Linked DNA regions of Homo sapiens: region 1 is linked to region 2. The links are chromatin contacts, found by Hi-C in ENCODE. All regions are on one chromosome and are shown on one strand. The core of a region is the stretch at or near the end of the contact, and the rest is flanking DNA. Distances in the headings are between cores, read along the strand shown.

Region 1 (4,240 bases), core at 681-3,180, 130 kb after region 2:
CGGACACATGGTGGCTGGACGTTGAGAGGAGCACACGAGCCGAGGAACACACGGGCAGCTGGACAGCGAGAGGAACGCACTAATAGGCACCAGCACACCGGCAAGCCAACAACGCGGAGTTTGGCTGGGGCAGTCGTTGGAGAGCCCCGGCCTCTGGGCGGCCCAACTCCAGGGGAAAAACTTCCCACTCCATTCCCCTTCTGGCTTCCCCCATCTGCTGAGAGCTACCTCCACTCAAAACCTTGCGCTCATTCTCCAAGCCCACGAGTGATTCAATTATTCCATTACACCAAGGCAAGAACTCCAGGATACAGAAAGCCCTCTGTCCTTGAGATAAGGAAGGGAGTCTAACTGAGCTAACAGAAGCCGCCTACAGACGGCAAAACTAAAAGAGCACTCTGTGACACACGCCCACTGGGGCTTCAGCTGTAAACATTCACCCCTAGACGCTGCCATGGGGTCAGAGCCCTACAGCCTGCCCATCTAGCCTCCCCTAGAGGTTTGAGCAGCAGGACACTGAAGAAGCGAGCCACTCCCCACTGTGGCACGCCCTGCAAGGGGGACAAGGGAACTTTTCCCATTTCAATACCACCTTCACATACCATCTTCAGTCTCTTCTTTGTAGCCAGAATGCATGAAAGTATGACCTCCCACCTCCCATGATCCTATCCAATCACCTCCCACTTAACTCTTTAACCAAATTTACTGAACTCCTGAAACTACCAGACTACCAAAAAGGCTTCTAAAAGGCCACTGATGCTTTTTAGTTACAAAATCCAATGGCTTTTTTAATTTAAACAATCTTTTTGTATTTTACTTGAACTCTTAGCTGAATTCAGAACCATAAAACACTCCCTTCTTTTTCAAACTCTCTCTTCCTTTGGCTTCCTTAACTATACACTCCTGATTTTCCTCATACTTCTCCAGTCCCTCCTCTCTTCAGTCCCTTGAAAAAGCTGCTCATAAGGTTGCTATACTAGGCCCTCTTCTCTATGCATTCTCCTTGGATAATGTTATCTACTTCCTTGATTTCAATTAAACTAGCTATATACCCTGAAGAACACCCAATCTATACATCCAGCCTAAATCTCTCTGTGTCTCTAGAAATGCAGACACTGTCTAAAGAACAGGAGGTACAATAAGGAACAAAACAGACACAATCCATTTATTTCCCAAGTTCACTGTCTAACTCTTCCTTGTGGATGTCTCAAAGGCAGCTCCAATTGGAAATGTCAAAAGCTGAAGTCAATTATCTGCTCCTATTCCAAAAGAAAGGACAGTTTTTCCTACTCTAGTCCTCATCTTAATGAAAGCCTGGAAATTATTCTTGACGCCTTCCTTTCTCCAGTTAATCACCAAATCCTAATGTTTTACCTTCTAAATATCTCTGTATAAAATTTCTTATAATTCCACTGTCACTACCAAAACCCAGGCAACCATCATTTCTCACCAATGTTATAGCTAGCAGCTTCTTAACTGGTCTACCATCAGACTTATTATCCACGGATTTTTTTTAACATACTGCCATAAGACACACACAGCAGCGTACAAGTCATCAGTATTGAGGCAGGCATATATATAGCAGGGGTTCAATATATTTTTGTTGAATGAATGAATCAATCAACCAACCAACCAATCCAGACTCCAAGGGTTACCTTTGCTGTTTCTTCAAAAATTTCCCCCAAATTGAGCAGTGGTCTTTGGAAAACAAAATATTACCCCAACATTTATGCCTTTGTTTTGCTCTGCTCCTCATGATTACAAATATTGGGGAAGTGCATCAGACTGATGAAAGCTGTTCAGGATCCATATTTAAACTCCAGTTGTGTAGGACCACCATGTATGTCCACAGCAGTTGTTCTGAACTGGGGACAATTTTGTCCCCCAAGGGAGTGCTGCTACTGGCATCTAGTGGGTAGAAGTCAGAGATGCTGCTAAATATCCTACAATGTACAGAACAGCCCCCAGTGACAAGGAATTATCTAGTACAAAATGTCCATAGTGCCCCAGAGGTCTATAGTTTCAAAAACAAGGCACTACCAAAAGCACTATTTCAAAATGTCACAGGATTAGGATGTTACAACAAGACAATAAACCTGTTAACTTCCTCTGTAAAATGAGATATGACACTTTCCATTTTCTAGGGTAAAAGTTAATGGGTTTCTCAGATTTTAAAAAACAGAGATAAAGTTTAAATAATGCCTTAGTGTTCCAACTTTAGGAATTTAAAAAATATTTACAACAAGTTCTAATAAGATTTATTAATTTCTTTACTGAAGGCTTCATTTTCTGCTCACTCCCAACAAAAATAAACACAATACTAAAATACCCCAACATGCACACACGTACACACTCAATGTCTTATCATTGCTTCTTACAGCTTTGGGAAACAAAAAGATTGTTTCTTTCTCACGTTCCCTCTCTGTCTTTTTCACTCTCTTTATTTAACCAACCATAATGTTGGTTATCGAGTTGTAGAGTAAGTTAATATAGTTCATAATGTAGTTATGGAGTAAGTTTTATTGTCGCTTGTACTTGTTAATGTGTTCCCATTCTCAAGATAAAAAATAAATAAGCAGAACTCTTCATGTTTCTCTCAGAAAACAAAAAAAATGCCAAAAACCTAAATTAATATGATTTACTTGCATGAATGGCAACTTACTTTTTTTCTATCAAGAAATATGAAATATTCTCCATTTTTATCTTTAATAAGTAACCACCAAACCAATGCTAATATATATCAGTTCTAATGGCTTTTTTCTACTAATTTTCTTTCCTAGATATCACGTTTTTAAGTATTGTACAATTTTCTGCACAACATCAGAGTAGGCTAAGAAACCAGCAGTTATGATACAACGAGCGCAAAATTTAGGGGAAAAGAATACTCCAGTGATCGAGTATCAAAACCTCCATTGCTTGCTGTGACAATATTCCTTTTTTGTGCTCCAGGCAATATCATCAAGATTTAGAGTAATCTGACATAAGTCAACAAACCTACTCAATGACTTTGTTGTGTGATTATTGCATCCAGTTACTACCTTCAGAGTTTGTGATCATTAAATGTACCAGCTGTGTCCTAAACGGAATTATCTGATACAGGCTGAAATTATATAGAAAGACCCTAAAATCAAAAAGTAAAACTGCTTTCATAATCTCTACTCCTCTCACTCTAAGATCTTAGGTGGTTCCCATTTTTTTAACCTCACTTTATTAAAAGATACCGTTTTCATGAACGCTATTTGAATCTCACCAAATAAAGTTTGTCTCTTCTAATTGAAACATAGGATATGTCACAATAACTGAAATCACAGGTTAAAAGTTGAAACTCTCTAGTCTGACAGTAAGAGTTGTGATCCAGCATATATGTACAGCATAAGAATTCCAATATATAGGTTTTACCTTAGGAGAGTGTCCTGGGGAAAGAGACTATTATTAGACAGTTCAGCAGTGTGCATATGTACCCAGATGTCTATATGCAAATACCTCAGATGTGTCAGAACACAATAAATACCTCAGTTCTTGGCACTAATATGTAGGCTCAGACTAAATTAGGAAATGAATTGAAAAGTGAAAACTAAGAAAACAACATTAGTCATTGTAATGAAAAGACTGGCAACAACATAAATGTCCATCAGTAAGGACCTAGTTAAAAAAAAATTATAATACAGCTATACAATAGATACCACAAAACCACAAGAAAGAAAAAAGCAGCATTTTATGTACTAACATGGAATGAATTCCAAGACATAGTGTTAAGTGAAATTAAGCAAGGTATAGAACAGCAGGTATGGTAAGCAAGTAACTGTATGAAAGAGGAATGCTTATTTATCCATTCATTCTCACATACATATACATACATACATACATACATAAATACATATATATATATATATCTTTCTCCTATGCATATCAAATATTTATGGAAGGAAATAAAAGAAACTAGTAACTTGAGCTACCTTCAAGGGGGCTAATCAGATGGCTTGCGGAATTGGGAGAAAACAAAACTTCTTCCTACGTACAGCTCTGTAACCTCTGAAATTCTGAACCAGGTGAATGTATTTCCTATTTAAAAATAAATGCAACTGAAATTAAGAAATATTATTTGCGGCCGGGCGCAGTGGCTCACATCTATAATCCCAGCACTTTGGGAGGCCGAGGCAGGCAGATCACGAGGTCAGGAGATCGAGACCATCCTGGCTAACATGGTGAAACCCCATCTCTAATAAAACCACAAAGAATT
Region 2 (4,185 bases), core at 922-3,421:
AAAGCACATTATTTGTGCTTTCGTCAGAAATTTTTAATGAGAAAATTGGATAGAACAGCATCACTAGACAGGTTCCTGAGGCTTACCCTGAGGACCCCTCTCCAGATGGACATTAGTCCATCCATCAGGTCAAAACTGCCAGTGGACATTTGTTCAACCAGCTATGAATCTACTTAACCTCAACAAGACAACAAGAGTATCATAAAAATCTTAGCCAAACTCCTCCCAGAAATAAAAATCTATCCCTTGACATTTCCATAACCAATAAGATGAACTGTGAAAGACTTTAAGGATGTTAGAAATAGGAATGTTTTGTTTTCAATGAGCTCATATTGACTCCTAATAATCACATTTTTCTCACACGTAATCATTCAGTAATCCACTCTAAAAATTTGCTGAAGATCAATGTCCTGTGCATTCTGGAACATGTCTTCTTCTTCACTCCATTTCTTCAAAATTAGGATAGTGTCCAGTGCCATTTTCCATTACTATGACACCAAACCCTATTGCTATCATTTCTCATAAATGATGTGATTACACTGGCAAATTCTGTCACTACCCAGTGCTGTGGTTCCAATGGAAAGTCCCCAGTAGTGAGTTAGGAGGGTTCTAAACCAGTCCAAATTGTTCAGCAAACTGCTGACCACCCAAAGGACACACATGGTGGTATTTACCTTGCTGCTGGTGCTGCTGTTGTTGCTGCTGCTAACAGCTCTATGTAAGGCTCTGAGTCAAGTATTTTACATGGATTGTCTAATTTAATTCTCAAAACAGCCCTCTGAGGTCAGTGTAAAGATAATATCCTTTTTAGAGCGGGGTCTTAGGTCATACAGCATGTAAGTGGCTGACCTAGTATTCAAACCCAGTTCAATCAGATTCTAGAGCCAAACTTCCAACCAAGTGCCATATTATCTCCCTTTTTTACTAAATGGCACTATTTCATTGTATGAACTGTACAGCTTGGGTCCAGTCCCAGCCTTGCAGGCACAGAAATTTGACCTTGTCAGTATCCCAGAGTTGAATAGACTTAGGCATGATGCCTTCCCCTGACGAAGTTCACAACAAACTGGTGGAGCAAACGAGAATGCCAATGTGTTGATTTACAACAGTTATGTATCTGTCATACAGACCATAACAATCTGACCAGAGCATTTTTCCCTTTAGAGGGTTCTACTTACAGAGGCAAACTGTAAACACAAGACATCATAATAGGAGGCATTTGCTATAGAACTTGAATGTTAAATTGAATTTCCAACAAAGAAGGACTTGCCAGTGACACTGAAACTTTGAAGACTACCAACATTCACATTTCTATGGACAGTTACTGTGGGTACAGGGCACAACCAGTGTTTGCCTCTGGGTGCTTCTGATGTCGACCAACCCCCTTTCTGACACACTGGTGCATTACTTACGTCTAGGCCAGTCTTTGGCCTAGAGACAATGACTTTCCTTAGGTGACTTTCCACAACTATGCTCTGATATCTGATGGTTTTATATATTAATTTATTTCCCAACCAAGTTGTTGAGTAACCTTCCCCACCATATCTAGTCTACAATCTATAATATAATTCACTCTGGCCTAAGGCCTTTAATTCATTTAAGAAAGCTAGGAGCTCTCCTACTTTCTTATGTTTTATTTTTCTTTTTTCCCCCTTAAAGCCATGTATACCATATTCAGTTGGCAACACAAAAGAGGTGCTACAATAGTGAAGGTGGTACAAAAACAGGACCTGAGATGTTCTTTTCATTCTTCTATCTTCTCCAAACATTGGTTTCAATGGGGAAAGCGGGTGGAGGGAGGGCAATGTGATTAGAGAGATTCTTGCAGGCAGGGAGCAAGGCCCTTGAACTAAAAGTGGAAGTAGCCTTATATTCAGATAAATCAGTCACTAGGCACTGGGTGGGGAGGGGAAAGGGTCACAAAGAATGTTCTGAGCTAGGCCACTTAATGATTTTAGACATGCCTACCTAGGAAATGCACCATGTGGCAATGCTCTTGTTCTGACCACAGCACATTAGTCAGAGAAACATCCTCAGAGAGAAGATCAAGGAAGACAAGGCACATGTTTGAGTGTGGGAACACAACTGACACTAAGTGAAGCTTGACAACCTGAAAATGAAAGTGACTGGAAATGAAGTGAAACCATTCTGTTAGTAAAGAATGGAATGCGAAAATGAAATGAACATTTTAAATAGAGCACACTGCCCTTCATTTTACTTGGTGACTCAGCCTGGGAGTTTCTGTAATACATACAGAATTCTGTTTGGTGAAGTGACCTACTTGCTCTTTGTGGGCGACCATATCGTGAACAGCTGGGGAGTAACTCACTCCACGTCAACATGATACTGATCACAAGCGCATTTCCTTGCTTTTGCAGAGTGCAATGGAGATTTCAAAGCACTTCTTCCCAAGTATTTTCTCCTTTAATTCTCACACAAACTCTGTGAGATTGTTGTCCATTTTGTTACAGGTAAGAAAACTATTTTAAGTTCAGTGTTTTTTCCATGATACTACAGCAGTGGCAGTTACTACTAGAGCTCATGCAGAATTCACTGAAGGCCACCAAGACACAAGACACACACAATGGTCATTCCATCACCCTTAAGTAACCTAAGGCCTGGTCATGTATATACATAGAATGGTATGTTACCATCCCTAATATCTTTAAGATCAAACCCACATGTACAAGAACATTTTTAAGGTAGTCCTATCTATTTGGCTCCAGAGTATTTGAATACTGCAATATAAATACTGATCACCTTTATTTGCTTCAGGCATGGTGTATAAAAATTGTCATCCCATTGAATAAATCCCTTGTTACCTGGTCTCAACGTTCCTAACTATAGAACTATTCTAAAGATATTCCTGGCTGGGTGCGGTGGCTCACACCTGTAATCCTAGCACTTTGGGAGGCTGAGGCAGGTGATTACCTCAGGTCAGGAGTTAGAGACCAGCCTGGCCAACATGGTGAAATCCTGTCTCTACTAAAAATACAAAAATTAGCTGGGCATGGTGGCGTACGCCTGTTGTCCTAGCTCCTCAGGAGGCTGAGGCAGGAAAATCACTTGAACCCGGGTGGCGGAGGTTGCAGTGAGCTGAGATGGCGCCACTGCACTCCAGCCTGGGTGACAGAGTAAGACTCTGTCTCAAAAAAAAAAAAAAAAGGTATTCCTAGAGTATGTTTCGCTCAGACTAATACAGCCTGATGAAATTCCAGTGCCAAATAAGGAAAAAGATCGTGTGCTCATGGAGGAATATTACTGCCTGGCAAGAAGCTTCCTTTAATACCACTTAAAAAGATTAGCAGGAGGAAGAAAATCACGATTACAATAAAAGAATTATCACTAAAATTTCTCAGTGCAATTCCTTTCTTTGATGCCTAAACACAGGACCTTCTATTCTAGCAAGATGGTAGTTAAGGCATGTGTATCCGAAGGGCAGGAGATCCCTAAGTGGGTACAGAATATCTTACAATCATCTTCCCAAAAGTAGATTAAAAGTGGACTGGTGCATTTTTCAGATCTAAATATTCTCCTTTCTCTTCGCCCTCACTTCTGCTCTTTTAAATGTTGGAAAAAAAAATGAACAAGGCAACAAAGAAAATTTTAAAATGCTCATGGAAAAACTCATCTTCTAGAAGGGAATCTTAGTGGGAGGGACAATTCCTCTCAGAGAGTTATCAGTGAAGCTGTGAAAATATGAGGCCCTGGAAGCCAGAGGTGTCACCCAACAAGGCTGCAGCAAGGACAATTAGCAATGGCTGCTGTGCCCTCTGTCACTGCCTCAACTTAGAAAGGATGTCTTTGTCAGCCTCAGGATACTTAGCATGGTGCCTACCTCACAGAGAGTTCTATAAATAATTGCTGAGTGAAATCAGATGAAATGGAAACAGTTTCAACATGTCCCAAAAGTATTAGATACTTGAGTGCTAGAGTGGAATTGTTCTCTATTGGAAGAAAAGAAAAAAATATACCATTTTGAGTTGCAAGTCTTCAAGTCTTGCAATGTGAAGGATGACAAAATCTTCCTGATCTCCAAACTGGGTCACCTATCATGAAAGAGGAAAGCACTTCTGCAAAGTGCTACACCCTAGAAAACATCTTAAACCACTCAACAAAACAAGATTTCACCTCAAGGGAAGACTATCGAAGATCTCCACAGATTCCATTCAATTCAGTAAAGAT

Evidence for each region. Hi-C counts contacts between places; a loop is a spot of excess contacts on that map. Pooled maps may share reads with other maps.
Region 1: a map of GM12878 shows a loop between it and region 2 (2.1-fold over the local background). The contact joins two enhancer-like sites. A Hi-C loop is called at or near these places in 1 of 168 maps with a recorded cell type or tissue (GM12878), 10 of 37 single-sample maps with no recorded cell type and 6 of 50 pooled maps.

Annotation. Positions count from the first base shown.
Region 1 is chr14:68,082,126-68,086,365 of GRCh38, reverse strand. The region is part of intron 7 of RAD51B (RAD51 paralog B); the gene reads right to left. Among named protein-coding and RNA genes, the nearest start is that of RAD51B, 260 kb to the right of the region's middle. RefSeq lists an enhancer at 1-108. Within about 2 kb of position 1,930, at least 4 of the 41 ENCODE cell types and tissues checked have a DNase peak (open chromatin) inside an H3K27ac peak, as active enhancers do.
Region 2 is chr14:68,208,942-68,213,126 of GRCh38, reverse strand. The region is part of intron 7 of RAD51B (RAD51 paralog B); the gene reads right to left. Among named protein-coding and RNA genes, the nearest start is that of RAD51B, 390 kb to the right of the region's middle. RefSeq lists enhancers at 1,919-2,198, 2,369-2,568. Within about 2 kb of position 2,171, at least 16 of the 41 ENCODE cell types and tissues checked have a DNase peak (open chromatin) inside an H3K27ac peak, as active enhancers do.